Regions from separate parts of the Homo sapiens genome. Here region 1 is linked to region 2. A link is an interaction called in ENCODE POLR2A ChIA-PET data of the cell type or tissue named here. Cell type or tissue: MCF 10A. All regions are shown on one strand. Each heading gives the region's core, and the rest is flanking DNA. Links, peaks and the distances in the headings are about the cores only. Region 1 overlaps UTP11 (UTP11 small subunit processome component). Region 2 overlaps MIR3659HG (MIR3659 host gene).

Evidence for each region. Peaks named below come from ENCODE experiments on the same cell type or tissue, not always from the same donor. Only the 100,000 strongest peaks of a DNase experiment are listed, where the experiment ranks them.
Region 1: POLR2A ChIA-PET joins it to region 2 with 21 read pairs; 4 of 35 experiments call an interaction of 5 or more read pairs at or near these places.

The regions. Positions count from the first base shown.
Region 1 is chr1:38,023,072-38,032,496 of GRCh38, reverse strand. It overlaps UTP11 (UTP11 small subunit processome component), which reads right to left. Exons shown (of 8, transcript NM_016037.4): 8 at 7,677-8,952. The coding sequence ends at 8,869. Among named protein-coding and RNA genes, the nearest start is that of UTP11, 15 kb to the right of the region's middle. RefSeq lists enhancers at 1,782-1,841, 2,542-2,621, 3,755-3,804, 4,624-5,175, 5,176-5,728 and 2 more. In MCF 10A, for the core only: a CTCF peak has its summit at 5,695 (motif pointing left); DNase peaks (open chromatin) are centred at 2,326, 4,316, 5,196 and 5,676.
Region 2 is chr1:38,113,356-38,122,780 of GRCh38, reverse strand. MIR3659HG (MIR3659 host gene) reads right to left here. Exons shown (of 5, transcript NR_168386.1): 5 at 3,251-3,821. Among named protein-coding and RNA genes, the nearest start is that of LINC02786, 24 kb to the left of the region's middle. RefSeq lists enhancers at 4,570-5,112, 5,113-5,656, 6,332-6,832, 7,943-8,808. In MCF 10A, for the core only: no CTCF peak of the experiment used is centred there; DNase peaks (open chromatin) are centred at 1,660, 5,230 and 8,280.

The DNA.
Region 1 (9,425 bases), core at 1,054-9,053, 91 kb after region 2:
GGGTTTCACCATGTTGGCCAGGCTGGTCTCGAACTCCTGACCTCAAGCAATCTGCCCGCCTCGGCCTCCCAAAGTGCTGGGATTACAGGCATGAGTCACCACACGTGGCCTCGCCCAGCTAATTTTTGTATTTTTAGTAGAGACGGGTTTTCACCATGTTGACCAGCCTGGTCTCGAAATCCTGACCTTAAGTGATCCACCTGCCTCGGCCTCCCAAAGTGCTGGGATTACAGGCATGAGCCACCGCGCCCGGCCTTTTTTTTTTTCTTTTTTCCTTTTTTATTCTTGACATGGAGTTTTGCTCTGTCACCCAGGCTGGAGTGCAGTGGTCCCATCTCCGTTCACTGCAACCTCCGCCTCCCGGGTTCAAGCGATTCTCCTGCCTTAGCCAGCCTCCCGAGTGGCTGGGATTACAGGCACGCGCCACCATGCCCAGCTAATTTTTTGTATTTTTAGTAGAGACAGGGTTTTACCATGTTGCCCAGGATGGTCTCAAACTCCTGAGCTCAGGCAATCCGCCCACCTCAGCCTCCCAAAGTGCTAGGATTACAGGTGTGAGCCACTGTGCCTGGCTGAAACTCAGTCTTTATTCCTGATAGGGAAGAACCCAGAAAGAGGGTCTCTTCTCTCCCTTTCATCCTATGCCTCACTTCTCACATTCACACAGACATATACTTTCACACACAAATACACACATATTGTACACATGCTCCTACACGTGGCAGAGAAAAGAGAAAGACTAAAGAAGAAGGTAGGTAGGTGGAAGACAGTGTGTGCCCAGAGGGCAGTTCCTGGGGAGGGGGTGTCAGGGTGCCCAGGGCATGGAGTGGGCAGGAGCCTTCATGGCTTCCTCTCTTCCCTAGCCAGCGACCAAAGGTCAGCCCAGGCAACTCAGCCACGTGCAGTCCACCCACCCTGCCTGGTCAGGTCATGTGAGACCAGGACCGAAGCCTCATCAACACTCCATTGTCTTCCAGAGCCCAGCCTTATGCTGAACCTAACAAGCCCCCTCCAGCCCAGGACTGGTTGGTGGCCCTCCAGAACCTTTGGTTCCGTCCTGAGGGACCCTCTGCAGGGGTCTCACAGTCCCTGCCTTGAGGACAAGCTGGGTGATGTTCAGCCAGATCCCAACCCTCTCTGGGACTTTACATCCCCTTCTGAGAAACGGGGAGGCGCTGGCCTTCCATTTGCACAGAGAAGGCCTAGGGTGAGGAGTGGGGAGCAGGGGAAGAAGGGCCCTCTTTCTCATGTTCCCTCTGGGGGCACATACCCCATCCCATGCCACCTCCTTGCCCATTCTCCAGATGCTCAGCAGGGAAGGAGAGCACAGCAGAGGGCCGAAGCGCGGCCCTGAAGGTCATCTTGCACGTCAGCACTGGGGCAGCCCCAAAACCCCTTGCGCCCTGGCTCCCCGCCTGGACCACAACACAGGCTCCATTGACTCCTGTGCGCCCTCCTTCCCAAGATGCACACAAAGCCGTGGGCTCGTGGTTACTGCCCACGGGCCCCTGAGCCCCACAGGACCCACCCAGGGAAGGAGGCCAGAGCTGGCTGGCTGGCTGCAGCTCCTAAGGGGCTGGCAGGAGGGAAGGATCGTGCACCTACGCAAGAATCTCCTGGTTCTGGGCAGAAAGCCCTCATAGCCGACCTCTAGGCCCTGTTCTACCCAGGCTGGAATGGAGTCAAAGACCTTGAGGACCCAGCTGGGACAAATTCTCTGCCAGTGCCACCTCTACCCACCCTTCATCCTGTTTACATCTTGCAAACACAAGGACATTCACCCCTGCCACTGAGACTAAACCTGGAGCAAAGCCGCCCTGGCCCACCCTCTATCTCCCATAAGGGAAGTCAGGTGGGGAAAGATGCTTGTCTGGGGGAGGGGGACTGGAGGAAAGCTGGGGCTGAGAAGCTCCAGCCCCTCTGGGGGCTTCAGTTAGGGGAGGGCTGCCCCAGCAGGATGACAGAGAGATGATTAAACCCACAGAGAAGATTGATAAGGGAGCTAAACAGCTGCAACTCTGCAAGGTAGGCTGGGACAAATCTCATCTTGTCCTGGCGGCACTCAAAGCACTGGGGGGCTGGGCCAGCCTGGCTGAGCTCATGACCTACACAAGCTCCAGAGCAGGAATGGGGGCAGGGGTGGCAGGCTGCTCCCACCTTCTTCCTCAGGGCCCAGCCCCCATTCCTGCCGCCTCAGAGCTCCCTCCCTGAACAACACCCATTGGCACCTAGGCGGCGTGCCCCTCCTCCCCGGTGCCCCTTCACCCACAGCACCTCCGTCTCAGCTCTCACTCTCGGTATTATTAGATGTGATTTACAGCGGAAACGCTGAGTCAGACAAACCAAGACTTCCCCAGACAGAGGCAGTGGGAGAAGACAGGAAGAGTCCAGGGCAGCTGGCCTCCCTGGGCAGGGTCCTCAAAGGGAGTGAGGAGATGGGGACAGGGGTCCCCAGCTTCCAGGATGAGTGGGAAGTTTGCCCCTCCTGTTTCTCCTTTCTGTCCCAGGCCCAGGATCTTCATCTGGGACTCCTGGATATGCAGACCCCTTTTCTGACTCCCAAGCAGCCTCTCAGCCTGTCCTGCCAGCCCCTGTCTCTTCCTTGGCAAGTTTGAGAAAACAGCCCAGGGATCCTGGAGCCTGGAAACAAGGTGGTTCTGCTGGGTCCTGTTTCCTCACAGCAAGGCCCCGGTTCAGAAGGCAGCCCCTGACTCCCAGAGATGAGAGGCAGGAAAAGTGCATGGCTGGGGTCCCAGCCCCCTACTCTACAAACAGAAACACGGGCACTGTGTGCTCCTGGGGCGTCCAAGGGCCCTAGAACCGGTGGAGAGCACACATTTCTGCTTCCACCTTGTGCGGAAGAGCACAGTGGGCAGGTCCGTCTCTGCTCCCTGGGTCTCTGACTCCCTGGCAGGGAGGAACTGGGCATTGTTGCCAAAAATAAACGTTCCCTCTCCCGCTCCCTGGCTCCCGGCTCCCGCTCATTAGGATGCGTGGCGTTTGGCTGCGGTCCCACACCTTGCAGCTCATTATAAATATGCAGTCGCTGCTGGCGCTACCCCAATCATCTCTGCAATCAGAGCTTTTAATTAGGTTAATTAAATTGTATCAAATCTCGCAGGGACGCAGTTCACTGATGCTGATGAGGCAGCCAAAACAGACCCCAGCTCCTCCGCTAATGAAGGCCGCTGCCTGCCTGAGCCATGAGGGAGCAGGAGCGCATAATAAACGGGCGCGTCCTCTGGGAGGAGCTGCTGCCCAGGCCGAGCTCTGGGGACCTGGCAGGGGGTCTAAATCAAGCAGTCCAGGCTCCAGCTGCAGCAGAGGCTCCCAGCCCAGGAGCCGGCCCCTTCACACAAGAACCAGGGCAGCTTCAGGAGCCCAGGCACTGAGAGCCTGCCACGCTTACATAGCAAACTTGAGGGGGCCCCAAAGATCCACTGACTCTGTCTGGGACTCCTCTTTACTTCTCCCCCAGAATGGCCCAATAAGGCCAGGGCTCCCTCTCCTACACACCTATATACACACACACATACACATACACACACACACACACACACACACACACACCAGCAGTTAGCCCTGTCACTGCCCCCGGATTGTCTTATTAGCCAGAGTGGCCAGGCTGAGACTAGAAAGCCCATCCTGCCACTGCCAGCCTAGTCTCCATCTGCTATGGAGACCATCTGCCCCTGGCGGGGGGCTGGGGTGGTCTACAATGCTACCAGCCAGCAAGAGGAGGGGGTGCTGCCCCCTAGGCTCCATGTGCCAGATGGACCTTCTATATTCCACCTACCACTCCACCTCAAGAACCCTCTGCCAGGGAGGGACACCTGTCCCAGACCTCCTGGGATCAAAATAGCTAGGGAGGGGAGATGGTCCCTTCCTTCCCTGGTCCCTCGCCACCCTGAGTTCACTGTCCCATGCCCTGGCAATCCATCTCTGGGCACTGGAGACCACAGGCTTCAGAGCTGCAGGGCCCTGCAAAGGTCCTCCCCTGCCTATAAGCAGGAAGGCAGGTGCTGCCACCTCCAAAGGGGCTGTCCCCAACACTCCACTCAGCCTGACTCCAACCCCTCCCCTTAACCCCTCCATCACTGGTCTCAGTGTCTCTGAGCAGATGAGGAGAGAGGATGGGGAAATTTTCAGTGCTCTCGGGACAAGTTGTTTCTGCTATAGAAGCTGGTTTTTTTGGTTTGGAAAGGTGTTTTTTCTTTTTTCCACCCAGTAATGTGAAAACATGAAACCCGAAACCAACCCCCTACATTTGTCACCTCTGAGAGAAGCCTTTGGGGTAACTGGGAGAAAGCTGTAAATGACTCAGGCTGATTCAGGGCAGGGGGGTGCTGCCCAGCTGCCTGGGGCACCACAGTTTCATTAACCCGATCTGAGCATGGCCGTCAGGTGACAGATGCAGGGAGGGGAAAGGAAGCCCTTTCCATCCTCTGCTTACCCCTAAACACAGCAGTTCCCTTGATATATTCCTCTTGCCTAGAAAAAGCTGGGTCCTTAGCTCCGTTCTGGACGAGCCTCTCCTACCACCACGCAGGAGCACAGGGCTGGACTGTGCAACCACCCCAGCCCCAAGCAGTTTGTTCCCTTTGCATTAAGCGAAGCGGACAAGATGAACAAGGAGACCTAGGTGTATGCTTCACCTAGGAGTAGACTGGACAAGACTTCCTAAATGTGATGATGATGGATCCAGGAATAGGGAGCCAGGAAATTCCTTACAGGGAGCCTGAGAAGCAGCGGAGACGTTCTTCCCTCTGGCCAGAGCAGTTGAGGAAAGAACAGGCAGAAGCATGAACTAGGCAGCCTCCTCTACACTCCAACCTCTCAGCAGTAGGCTTGGGAAGGGAAGCTCTGCCTCCCTTTGTTTTACAGCTTCTCTCTGATCCTTCCCTGCACTTTTTGCTGAGACAGACCTGTGGAGACCTGGTTGGGTACAGAGGGCGCACCCTCTGACCCGGGGAGGCAGCTGCACAAGCCCAAGAGGCCTGCCAGGTCCACTTCAAGACAGTACTTCAGGTCCGCCCCCAATTCCTCCACTCACCTGGGGCTTTGAGCCAAGACTCCCACCCACGATTCAGCCCGCCCTTCCCCAACACCCTGCACATAAGGCTCCGGGAACTGGCACGCTGGGAGAACTTGAGCGGGGAGCCCAGCACCACACACCCACTTGCCTCACTGTTTCAAGTCCCAACAGGCCCTGGCCTCACCGGCCTCCACAGGTAGGCAGAGCGAGTCTGCATCTGTTGGCTGCCTTCCCTGCTGGAGGACGTGCAGCTCTAACTGCTCAGTGCCCCACCGTCAGCAGCATGGGGGAGAGGACAGTGAGCGACAAACAGATGCTTAAAGCTGCACGGAGGGAGACCCCTCCCAGGTCTGGGTGGAACCACCCTATGGGAAACTTGGGGCTATGTGACAGAGACCTCCCTGCATGGTCCTCACTAGAAACAGGAAGGAAAAGCACCTTCCTGCCCAGTCTTCCTCCTGGGGCCACACTCATCTCAAACTCAGGGTGAGAAAATCCCATTTCTTCATGGGAGCTCTCCCCCCTAGCATTAAATTCAATAAGCAAACACATGCAAGTACTTCCTAAGTACAAGGACACTTTTGAAAGAAGACAAGTGTGCTGGGTGGGTGGACACCAAGTCCCTGAGAAGGAATCCCAGCAAAGGGGCAGCAGCTCCACCTGCTGGGCCCTTTTCCACCCTGGCACCAGGAAGCAGTTAGAAATCAGAAAAAGATTGGCTAGGAGCAGTGGCTCATGCCTGTAATCCCAGCACTTTGAGAAGCCAAGGAGAGGTGGATCGCCTGAGATCAGGAGTTCGAGACCAGCCTGGCCAACATGGCGAAACCCCGTCTCTGCGCCTGTAATTCCAGCTACTAGAGAGGCTGAGGCAAGAGAATCGCTTGAACCCAGGAGGCGGAGGTTGCTGTGAACCAAGATCGCGCCACTGCACTCCAGCCTGGGTGACAGAGCAAGACTCTGTCTCAAAGAAAAAGATGAACTTATTCAAGAATAAAGCTAGGGCTTGACACTCTCCTGCTTTGGTGGGAAGGGCCCTAGGATGCAGCAACAGACTAAGACTGAGCCAGGCTTACTGAATTCTCTGTTGGACAGACCTGAAGGGTCCACATCACCATAGAACTGCTGTTTGGAGACTTGGTTTGTACAAGAGACCTGAGCCAAACAAGTCCTGACTCAGAAAATCCCTCCAGCTCCATAGGCTGCCCACAGCCCCCTTGGCACAGCTAGAGCAGTATGCCACCAACAGCCCAAATCACCCCTAGGCCAAAAAGGGCGGCTAAGCAAACAATACTCTTCCCTCCCCAACAAGCCAAGAGTCTAGGGTCCCACTGAGTACCAAAGCGGCAAAGCCCTGGCCAATTCTCAGAATACATGGGGCTGGGGCCTGTCTTTGCTTAGTCACAGGGACAGCCAATCTCTTTGCTTAAAATCCTTGAGTCTTGGAGACAGCACTCAGTGTAACAGCAATTCAGAACACCCAGCTCCCCTTACAGCACTCCGATTACCTTCAGCCTGGAACTCACAGTACACCAAAAGGATGCACTTTCCTGCTCCATTTGGCCTGGGAGTGTGGCTCTTCAAACGTCACTGTTTGTGCTCCTGTGCCAGACGGTGTGTAGGTATGCCTGTACCTGTTTATGAGGCCTGAGTTATATGTGCCTTGTGCATCTGTGAACATGAGATTCCATGAGGCGAGCCTACCTTCATGTGGGTGTGTGGTTCGTGAGAAGGCATTTAGGTCTATTCCCTATCCTCTCCCCCACTTTCCCACCCAGCAGGGGCAAGAGACGGAGCAGCAGCATCCAGCTGTTTGACCCCAGGATCAGACTGCTGCTTAGTCTGCTCACTCCCCTGTCTAGTATCACTATGATGAGTCCCTTCCCTGGTTTGATCCTCAAGTCTCTAAAACTTTCAGCATTGACTGAGCTCAGCACCTCCCCAGAAGGGAGTGCATACACACAATGGGAAGCATTTCCTTCCTGAAGGCAAAACCTACTGGTTTCTGTTTCCTGACCCTTCTTGCTGTTTTCCAGGGCCCCTGATTTAAATTCCACTGGGTACACCCTGAGGAAACAGGCTTCTAGTCTAGGCTTGTACAGGAAGCTCACAGTCATGGGCACTTATTAAGCATTAACAATTTTCTTTTAAAGCCTTACAATCCACACATGGCTGTTCTCCCTCCTTGGTGTAAGGGCTACGCAAGCCCCCCAGAACCCCGCTCCCTGTTCTCCCATGTTTGCTCTAAGCATGTTCAGTCCTGTCCTTACTGTCCTTGGCCTATAATCCTGATATGGGCAAACAAAGGAAGGAGAGAACCAGAGAAGAGAAAGAAGCTGGCCAACACACCCAGGGGTCCATATTCCCAGAGTGAAGGTCTGCACCAAGCTATTCTAGCCTTGGAATTGTGAGTTGGCATGGAGTGCAGAGGACAGAGACACAGCCAGGCCTATACTGATTTGAGCTTCATCAATAAGGAAGAGGTGCTCCCGTAGGTTCCTTGTTCCAAGAGTTTCTATCTGCAGCTGTTAAGTAAGAGAAAAAAATTCCTCCTTGGATAATTTATGAAGCCACCTGAATAGCCAATAAAAGAAGAATGAGTGAGGGTAAAATCAGTCTATCCACTAGATAAAACACTATGCAATCATTAAAAATAATATTTATTTTAACGTTTACTCTAGCATATATTACTGTAAAAAACTTTTGTGATGTAACAAACTGGGAAAGAGCTAATGATTTAATTAAAAAGTAGGACATCGGCCGGGCGCGGTGGCTCACGCCTGTAATCCCAGCACTTTGGGAGGCCGAGGCGGGTGGATCATGAGGTCAGGAGATCGAGACCATCCTGGCTAACAAGGTGAAACCCCGTCTCTACTAAAAAAATACAAAAAAAAATTAGCCAGGCGCGGTGGCGGGCGCCTGTAGTCCCAGCTACTCGGGAGGCTGAGGCAGGAGAATGGCGTGAACCCGGGAAGCGGAGCTTGCAGTGAGCCGAGATTGCGCCACTGCAGTCCGCAGTCCGGCCTGGGCGACAGAGCGAGACTCCGTCTCAAAAAAAAAAAAAAAAAAAGTAGGACATCAAATTGTTTACTGTAACTATAAAACACAAAAACATGGACAAAAAGTGATGCCTCGTTTTACAAAATGGAGGAAATCAACTAGACTACTCACAGTAATTGTCCACCTCCACAGCTCTAGCTCCTAGCACAGTTAAGCATGCAATAAATATTTGTTATTATTGAATAAGCACTGGGATTAGGAATGAATTAATCTACTTTCCAAATCTGCTGTAATGAGATCCTATGTTTCATAACAAAAAAAATTATGGGCTGGGCATAGTGGCTCATCCCTGTAATCCCAGCCCTTTGGGAGGCCAAGGTGGGAGGATCGCTTGAGGCCACGAGTTCAAAACCAGCCTGGCCAACATGGCAAAACCTGGTCTCTACAGAAAATTTAAACATTACTCAGACATGGTGGCACATGTCTGTGGTCCCAGCTACTCAAGAGGCTGATGCAGGAAGATCACTTGAGCCCAGGAGTTCAAAGTTGCAGTGAGCCATAATCACACACTGCACTTCCAGCCTGGCAACAAAGACCCTATCTCAAAGAAAAAAAAAATTAAGTATATAAAAATAAGACTAATTTCACAATCCAAAAACAATTACAGAAGGGAGGGAGATTTAATGTTGTCCATAGAAAGACATTAAATGTCAGACTGACAATTTAGTTATGGTTACAAACCGGAAAACCATGCCATTTGGAGTAATGGAATTTGAAGTTACTAGAAAACGACAACAGATTTTTGATACAGAATGACAAGGCTTATCTATAACACGTCAACGTTTTCGACGACTCTGAAATTTATAAATAGCTGGGGAGTTCACCGTTTCTTTCTTCACCTTCACTTTCTGAGTTTTATCCTACAAAAGAGTAAAAAGGTGATCAGTAAAGAGAAGGAAATGGTTTTGTAAAATCGAAAGGTTAATAAACTACCTATTAGCACCTGCTTCAGCCCTTCTCAAAGTTGAGAACGGACACAGCCCTACTGCCCAAGGCATCCACTGTAGGCAATGAATTAACTTCTCCCCTAGGCATCTAGAAAGTACTAGCTGTGTACAGTCCTAGGAAAACTGAGAAGAAAGGTGTTCAAGTAGTTGTTTCATTTAAAATTATAATTTTAATTCTCTCACGGAACCCCAGTTGAGAAAGGCTGACCTAAATGATCTACAAAGCTAAAGAATTTGACATTTAGAGGAATGATAAGAATATGAAAGAGGCATCTTATATTCCTCAGCTCTGCTATTTAACTACACAATGTTGTCTATTTTTAAACACCAATGAGTGACATGCACTGTTTTGTTAACCTGTTTAAATGTTACGGGAGCTGCTCATA
Region 2 (9,425 bases), core at 377-8,376:
ACACCTCCCCCAACCCCACCCTCCAGTGTGCAGGAGGAGAAGCCAAGGTTTGTGCTCTGTTTTCACAGAGTGGAATATTTGTCCTCGAAAAGAGTGTAACTGGCCATTTTAACCTGGGATCTATGGTTAGAACCGTAACCATTCCTTTGTAATCCTATGTATCTCATTTTATGCATTTAAAAACACTATTTGGGTTTGGGCATGGTGACTCACACCTGTAATCCCAGCACTTTGGGAGGCCGAGGCAGGAGGATCACTTGAGGCCAAAAGTTCAAGACCAGTGTGGCAACATGGTGAGACCCCATCTCTACAAAAAAAAAAAAAAAAATTGTTTTAATTAGCTGAAAGTGATGGCACGCACCTTTAGCCTTAGCTATTTGGAAGGCTGAGGTGGAAGGATCACTTGAGGCCAGAAGTTAGAGGCTGCAGTGAGCTATGATCATGCCACTGCACTCCAGCCTGAGCAACAGAGTGAGACCCTGTCTCTAAAAAAAAATAATAATAAAGAATAAAACACTACTCTAGAAGACTGCTAAAGAAGTTCATGGCATTTAAAAAAAAAAAAAAGTAAAGAACCCTGTTCTAAAATCCAGACAAAGCCATATTTAGCCATGAATGTGTCCAGACTAGGGAGATCATTATGACCTGGGTTCATCTCTAGCTCTGGAGAAACCCTTGTGCCAATCTTGGAAGAAACTACTTTTAAAATAAAGGTAGATTACAAAACATTGTTTAAAAAAAGAAAAGGAAAGAAAAATAAAATAAAGGAATTAGGTTGGTGCAAAAGTAATTGCAGTTTTACCAAAGTTAATGGCAAGACTGCAATTATTTTTGCAACAACCAAATAGATTAGACCATTTTCCCAGCCAAACCCCCCAACCCCTGTCTTCTCCAAGGCCTGTTCTGAGGTCTGATCTGCACCATCAGAGGTGCCTAGACCACCCAATTCCTAGACTCCTGGCCTGAGCTGAACAGGCCACACAGCGGACGTCAAGGGCACCTGCGAGGGCCAGGCACCATTGTAAGCACTACAGGGGCAGGCAAACATGGAGCAGACTCAATCCTGGCTTCAGGAGGTTCTCGCAGGTAAGTAGACACGTTCCAGCCACAACTCGCTGCCTGTCCCTCCCCAGCCAGTGCACCAAGAGCCTCCTACATGCTCGGCTCTGCCCGCGCTGCTCCCTGGGCCTGCAGTGCCCGGCCCGTGCTCTTCTGGTAGCTAATCCTCCCCCAACTTTCCAGCACCAGCTAAAATACCTACCTTAGTACAAGTTTATTCCGCGTTCTGGTGCCCTTACCTCCACAGAGAAGCCTGGCTGAGTGTGAGCCTCCTGGAAGGCCCGCCTTAGCCTCGGATATGCTTGCAGCCACGGGGCAGGGAGCTCACAGAGAGGCTTCCAGGGAGCAGGATCCCTGATGCCTGGCTGGCCCACGAGAACACACTGTTGACTCTCCCGCTGAGTTGGGAACCAGCACATGGTACTTCCTCCTGAGCTGGTTGCCCCAAGCGGAAGGACCATGGGGTTTCCTCCCAAGGGCCCCCACTGCCTCCCTAACAAAGTAATGCTGAAATAATGCCCTTTCAGAATTGCAGAATTCTCACCTCTGATTGCCCAAGTTGGAAGATAGCTGCTCCTATGTTTTGGCACCCTCCAAAATGATGAGCAATTCATTCATTCAACAAATATTTATTGAGCGCCCATGACTTGCCAGGCACTGTTCCAGATGTTGAAAACAAAGACAAAACATCCCTGCTCTCAAGGAGCTCACATTCTCTCAGGGAGAGACAAGCAACATAGAAAATCAGTCAGCAAAAAAATATATATACTGGATGGTGACAAGTGCCACAGATAAAAATAGGTCAGAAAGAACAGGGTCTTCCTTATGGAGAAGGGGACACTTGGGTAAAGACCTGAAGGGGGTGATGGAGGGAGGCATGAGGATATCTGGGGGAAGAGCATTCCAGCAAAGGGCATGGCGTGTGCAAAGGCCCTGAGGCAGGAGAGTGCCCGACATGTTCAGGAACAGCCAGGAGGGCAGTGGGGCTGGAGGGAAGTGCAATGGGGGAGAATAGTAAAGACAGGGATGGGGGCCCTGGGGTGAGGGATGATTGACCATGTGAGGCCTTGAGCCTGCTATGATGACCTTGGTTTTTACTCCCAATGAGATACGCACCACTGCAGGCTCTGAGCAGACAAGTGATGTGCTACGACTTAAATGCTAATTAACAGGATCACTGTGACTGCTGCGTAGAGAATAGACCACTGGGCATGGACCTCTACTATAGCAGTGTCTGTGGAAGGAGTGGTTGGACTCTGGCTGTATTCTGAAGGTGAAATGATAGACACAAGGCACTGCTTCTGGCCTTGTGCACCATTTTCTTTCTTTCTTTTTTTTTTTCCTTTTTTTGAGACAGAGTCTTGCTCTGTCACCCAGGCTGGAGTGCAATGGTGCAATGTCAGCTTACTGCAACCTCCACCTCCTGGGTTCAAGCGATTCTCCTGCCTCAGCCTTCTAAGTAGCTGGGATTACAGGCACCTGCCACTACGCCCAGCTAATTTTTGTATTTTTAGTAGAGACAGGGTTTCGCCTGTAATCCCAGCACTTTGGGAGGCCGAGGCGGGCAGATCACCTGAGGTCAGGAGTTCAAGACCAGCCTGACTTTTTTTTTTTTTTTTAAGATGGAGTCTCACTCTGTTGCCCAGGCTGGAATGCAGTGATACAGTCTTGGCTCACTACAACCTCTGCCTCCTGTGTTCAAGCAATTCTCGTGCCTCGGCCTCCTGAGTAGCTGGGACTACAGGCACCCACCACCATGCCCAGCTAATTTTTGTATTTTTAGTAGAGACAGGGTTTCACCATGTTGGCCAGGCTGGTCTCGAACTCCTCCTGCCTCGGCCTCCCAAAGTGCTGGGATTGCAGGCATGAGCCACTGGGCCTGGCCCCTGTGTGCCCTTTTCTATCAGCCTCACAATCACGCCATGAAGTAGGGTCTTTCTCCCCATTACACAGATAAGGAAACTGAGCTTCAGAAAGCCCATAAGTGGAAGATTCAACCCAGGCTTATCAAGGCCGAAGCCAAGTTCCTCCCATTCTACTGCACCACATGCCTGGTCAGGATTCCACAGACCCCAAGAGAGGGGAAAAAAGTCAAGATACTTACCAGCTGAGAACTTCATGCTAATTTGGAATTGTCCACAAATTGTCACCTTCACATGTTTTCTCTTTATGTTAAAGCTCAAATGACACATTGATGTTAAGTGTTTTTATTTTTATTTATATAGTTTCCATTTTTAATCAATATTTTTATTTTAAATTGCATCCAAAATCATCAGTGAAGAGAGAGAACTGCAAGGAGAAGGGAGAGTGGGGGAGGCATAATCATTGCAAGATGTGAGCTGGAGTACCTTGTTTCTTACCAGAATCATCCTTCAGCACTGCAACGGGCCAGGCCCTGGGCTAGGGAAATGTGGGGCAGGCAGGAATGAATCTGCCCGAGTCCCTGCCCAGAAGGACCTCTCAGCAGGTGAGAAGAGAGGAGACATTTCCAGGCAGCACATGAGAGGAGCCATATCCAGGGCGCAGCTGTCTGGGAATGATCTGGGTGACTAAGCAAAGAGGACCAGCCAGGGAAGGCAGGACTCAGGACACAGACAGGAGGAAGCGTCGCCCTAAATCAAATCCCAGGAAAGGTCCCACGATGACAGAAGGGATCGTCGTGGATCTGAGGCAGAAGTGCTCTGAAGCCCAAGCTGGCAGGTCTTCCAGCAGGCAGTGCGGCTGCCTTTTACCAGCAGTGTAGGAGCGGTGGGAGAGGGCTCCTCAAAAGGGAAGGAGAAAAGGTCATGGGTTCTCACTCGGAGCTACTGCTGGGGGCTGATGATTAAAATGCAATGGGGCATGCAATGGCTTTAATTTACAGAGCCCCCGGAGACTGGGTGGCTCTGGAGCTGCATCTGCATGGGGGCGGGAGTGGGGACCCCTCTCCAGAGGTTGAAGTGTGGCTTCTGAAACGTCATTTGTCACTCCCGCAGCAGCCCAAGACCCAGTCTCTTCAAGCGAGTTGCAAAAAAGGAAGGAAGGAGAGAAGGAAAGAAAGAGGGAGAGAAAAAAGGGACAAGGATGAGGAATGGAAGGAAGAAAAGAAAAAGGAAAGGAGATGAGAGGAGGAAAGAGTGAGGGGAGGGATAAACAAGTCCAAAGGGCAAAGCGGGTCCTCCTTCAGGGACACCAGGGCCTGGTCCTGTCAGAGGCAGCACCCTGGGAAACCTTGAGCAAAGCTTCCCTTCAAGCAGAGGAAAGGAACATGAGAGTCCAGGAGGCCTCAGCCACAGCGCAAAGATGGAAGTGATGACCGGGAGCCACTGCAGACACAGGGAAGATTCCATCCTGCTCACCCTGAGACAGCCATGCCTGCATCCTGAAGTGAATACCAATACCCTCACTAGATGTACACACTGCAAAATACACCAACATACAGGCACAGCTGCAGAGACACTCACGACAGGCATGGACAGATTTACATACAGGTACAAGACACATAGAGGCACTGGAAAGAACAAACATGCTCATAGACGTAGATGACACTTGCACAGATGCTAACAGAAAGCACAGACTCATGTCCGCAGATACTGACAGAGGTCATCAGACACACACCAGTGTGGACCTACCTGCATGGACAGTGCACAAGCAGACATTTGCAGATACAGGCAGAAATGCACAGACACACACGGATACTGACAGATGTATGCATGCAAGAAGTTTGCTTATACACAGATGTGTAGGCTCACACTGACACAGACACACCTTGGTACACAGATGTGCACAACTACATGGGTGCACCAGCTCTTGCACTGATAGACATGCACACTCATTTATAAGAACACACGCACCCAGCATACCCTTAGACACGTGCACACACACAAAGACAAGCTCGGAGACACCGGCCGACATGCTCAGGCACGCCAGCAACCAGGCAGACACTCATGCTGCTGGGCTCTGTTTTGAGCTTAGGCCCTGGGTCTCAGCTTCCCTGAGTGGCTGTCCTCAAGCCAGGCCCTCTCCTGCCCCACTCCTGCCAGCTGCCCAGCTTTGGCGAGTTCCCTGGCCAAGCCCGCCAGGCCCACCCACCAACCCTTGGTCAGATCCGCCCATCAACCCTTGGTCTGCGCATTGGCCCTGTCCCAGGCCCCAGGCTCCAGGATAGCAATTGCTCCATTCTACCAGGTGCCGACTCAGCCAAATTTCACACCCAGAAATGGAGCCAGGCCAGCAGGGCTTGTTGCAGCCCGTGTGGGGCATCAGCATGGGGGTGGTGTGAGGGAGCCAGGATCCTGTAGTGGCAGAGAGAGAAGCAGCCCCAGTTGCCATGCAGCCCTGCCTGGTGATGCTGCCAGCTTCTTCTTCAGGTCATCCACCCTCTCCAGGCCTCAAGCTCCTCACCTGTGAAATGGACAATATGCCTGCCCTACTGACATGCCAATTAAATGGACATCCCCTCTCAGATGACAAAGAGATTTTGCCTAAGTTTCCCTTGCCTAATCTTTACAATAACCCAAAGACATAGGTTTTATTTTCCCTGCTTTATACTAGGAAGCTGAGCCAAGGAAGGATAAGTAACTTAATCAAGGGAGCAGACAGGACTGGAACCCAGGTTCCTGCTCCAAATTCCATATCTTTCAGGTAGGTAAGTATGCAGCACATGACCTCCCAGAATCCAAACACTTGCCCATGGGAAATGTCACTAAGAGCTCACAGTCTCTTTTTTGGTGAATTTAGACTTGGCCTCTGAATCCTTCTCAACACACCACTCCAAGCACCATTCATACTTGGCCAGAGTTGGCATGTGGAATGAAACCTACTGCCATCCTATCCCTACATTGAATTCATCTAATTCAGAGGGTTGATGGGACGATTAAATGAGATCAAGGGCAGAAAGTACTTTGTAAGATTACAAGTGATGTGCCTATCAGACAAATTGTAGTACAGTTTTCTTTTCTTTTCTTTTCCCAAGACGGAGTTTTGCTCTTTTGCCCAGGCTGGAGTGAAGTGGTGTGATCTCGGCTCACTGCAGCCTCCACCCCCCCGGTTCAAGTGATTCTCCTGCCTCAGCCTCCTGAGTAGCTGAGATTATAAGCGCCCGCCACCACGCCTGGCTAATTTTTGTATTTTTAGTAGAGATGGGGTTTCACCATGTTGGCCAGGCTGGTCTCAAACTCCTGACCTCAGGTGATCCACCTGCCTCAGCCTCCCAAAGTGCTAGGATTACAGGTGTGAGCCATCGTGCCTGGCCTGTAGTACAGTTTTCAAAAGCTATTTACATCCAAGTCCTCCCAAGTCTCCCTATGCTGGGGTGGATGGTTAGGGACAAGATAGTCATTGTCATTGCTCCATTTCACAGAGGAAGAGACTGAGGCTCAGTCAAATGAGTCCAGGGTAACATAGCTAGGTCAGAGGTAAGACTGAGGCCCATGCACTGACGTCTGTTTCAGTGCTCTTCACAGTCAGGGCCCCAGCCAGACAGGATGCCAGAGTGTGTGGGCATTTGGGAGTCAGTGCTGGGAAGGGAGCAGGAAGGCCCAGTCTTCTCCCAGGAGAAAGGGATAGACCCTACAACTAATTGGTTCAGAGTGCTTCTTTTGACCCTAATTAGCTATTTGTCATGTCTCCATTTGCATACCAGAAAAGATGCAAATTTGCATATTTGTAAATGAGGCCGGGCCTAGATGTGGGTTCTGGAAGAGCTTGGCAGTTGCTGGCAGGCAGGGAGGCAGCTGGCTCTTGCCACTGAAGCATGGGCCGCTGAGGAAAGAGGAGATTTGGAAGACAGCTCCTTGGCTCAGGCCTGCAAGGTGCTCTCAAAGGGGGTCAGGCAAGATGGCCCGCCCGCCTCGCTCCCTCCCCCAGGGCTGAGGGGTGGGCAGGGAGAATGGGTGAGCCTAATGCTGCTATTTTGATTAGATGAAACAAGGAGGGGGGGAATATAAAGTAATTTCAGGACGCTCTGTGCTGGGAAACCTTCTGTTCACGTCCTCGGATAGAATCTGTAACACTTGCAAAGGGGGAAACGTCCCCCTCCACCTTCCTGGAGAGGAAAAGGTTTGGGAGGAAATGGAGGTCAGGGAAACACACCCTAACACACACACTCACACACACACACATGCACACTCTCTCTTTCTCTCCTCCAGACTCTCATTTTACACACACCTACAATTCACTTAATAGACGTACACACTCGCATACACGTCTGGGCCCCCCAGGAACACCCGTATTTACACACGATATCCCCAGTCCCCCCAAAGGTACACACGCAACGCGAACTGGAGAGGCACATTCGCACATATGCAAGCATTCCCAGACTTCCCGCGACACACACATTCACGCCCTTACACATACAGACACACACTCAGACACTTGAACATAGATGTAGGCACACAGACTCACTTAAGCTGTGCGTAAATATTTACATACACACACACAAGACGTGCTCACGCAAGCACATCCTTGCTAAGACCACATTTCCTGGCAAATTCTGGTAATTCTGACCCCTCTGCCAGAGTTCTTGGTGCCTCTTTGGGAAGAGACAAAGGAAACTAGGGACCTGTCCTTCCTAGAAAGGGAGTAATGTGTCCCCAAGGAATTGGACCCCAAACAAGGATTATTTCTTTCCCCGGAAAGCCAATGACTAGCAAATGCTCCAGTGCCTTCTGGGCTTCCACCTAGAGCTTGGAGCAGGATCTGGGTGGGCCTTGACAAACGGGAGAGCAGAGCGGGAGAAGATGTATTGGTGGGTCCCAGGCCATGAATTGCAGGAAACCATCATTGCCTGAGAATTTCCATGTTGACCTCAGAGGCCAGTGTGGAATGGGGTGGCGTGAGCTGCTGTACCTTCATCCCTGAAGGCCCCAAGAGGCCAAGCTCAAAGAAGCTCCAGACTCCCAAAGCTTCCCAGGATCTAGGGCCCAGGGGCTGGACACTGGAGCTTAGAGGCACAGGGTCAGGACCAAACTCCTCAACCACTGTTCCCATTCCCCAGCACCTCCTCCCCAGTGCCTGCATCTCAAAAGGCAAGCTAAATGGCTCTGTATTTGTAAATTAAATATAGCTGCACTTCAGCTTTCCAAAGAGCTGGGAAGGAGAGAAGGAGAAAGAAAAAGAGAGAGAGGAAGAGAAGAAAAGCTGCCGCCCTCAGGAAAGTCTGGCTGGTACAGATTGCCTGAGTCATGAATATTCATCTGGCGAATGAGGAGAGCGGGAGTTTGCATAACAGCTCCACCCACCCAACTGAAAGAAATGTCACCGCCTTTGCCAATAAAGTGCCAAAGGAAGCCGGTGGAGGCTGCCAGCCAGACGGTGCCAAACTGCTGACTTCCACTCTAAGGCGTGGAGAAAGCACATTGTTTCCGGCCCAAGGAGCCGCCACTTGGGGCTGGGGGAATGAAGCTGGCTTCTGGGAGAGAACCAAGAGGAAAAGTTTCACTTGCCACCCACAGGAAGCCTGGTGGGCAGAGCGCCTAGGCCACAGCCCTCCCTAGGGCCCCTCTGAAGACAGGCTCAAAGCTGACTCTTCCAGGGCACCCACCCTGGCCAACCACCAAGGGCCCAGGTTCCAGGCTGGCTCCAGCTGCGAGCCCCATGCTCAGGACTGCCTTAAAGAAACCTCAAGAGGATCCTCATGAGTCCCAGGTTGTTACTAGGGACCAGGAAGCAAGGGGACAAACCAGATGTCACTTTGGGGCCTGGAAGTTTTCCTTGGCCCCATTTTGCAGAAGGGATCACCAACTGCAGGGTCATACACACTTCCAAGGCCCAATCCTACTATCTCTTATTCCAAGACATCTTCCCAGATTCCCTGTCACCAAGACAGAGTCAGTCTCTGTGTCCTCTGCACACCCCAGTCCTGATAGCTTCCTTTGATCCCAGCCCTTTCTGGCCCATGACTGCTTCCTCCCCTGACCTGTGAGCTTAGAGAGTGGGCTCTTCCTGATTGATCGGCCTCAGTGCCCCAGCCCAACATGAGATTCAGAGAAAGCACCTTGAGCAATTCGTTGAGCAGAGTCGATTCTTCCATGCGTTCCCCTCCCCATGCCTGTACCTGGCTCTGGATCTGTCCTTTCTTGGAATCGTGCTTGTCAAGTCCCTGGGAGGAGAGGCATTCCATCCCGGCAGCTCACTTTGGGCCCACTGAGATCAGGACTGAAGCCGAGCAGCTGGCCTCCCATCCTCAGCACCCTACTCCCCATGAAGAGCACGGACAGGCTCCAGCTCCCGTGGCACCCCATCCTCATGGCGGCACCCATTAGGTGGTGTCACAAATGCGCCTGCCTGCCCGCCAGCCTTCCACAGCTGGCTCCCTCCAGTAATTACCTAAATGAATGGGAGAAGCAGAGCTGAAGAGAAGACGTTCTCTTAGTACAGAAAAGCAA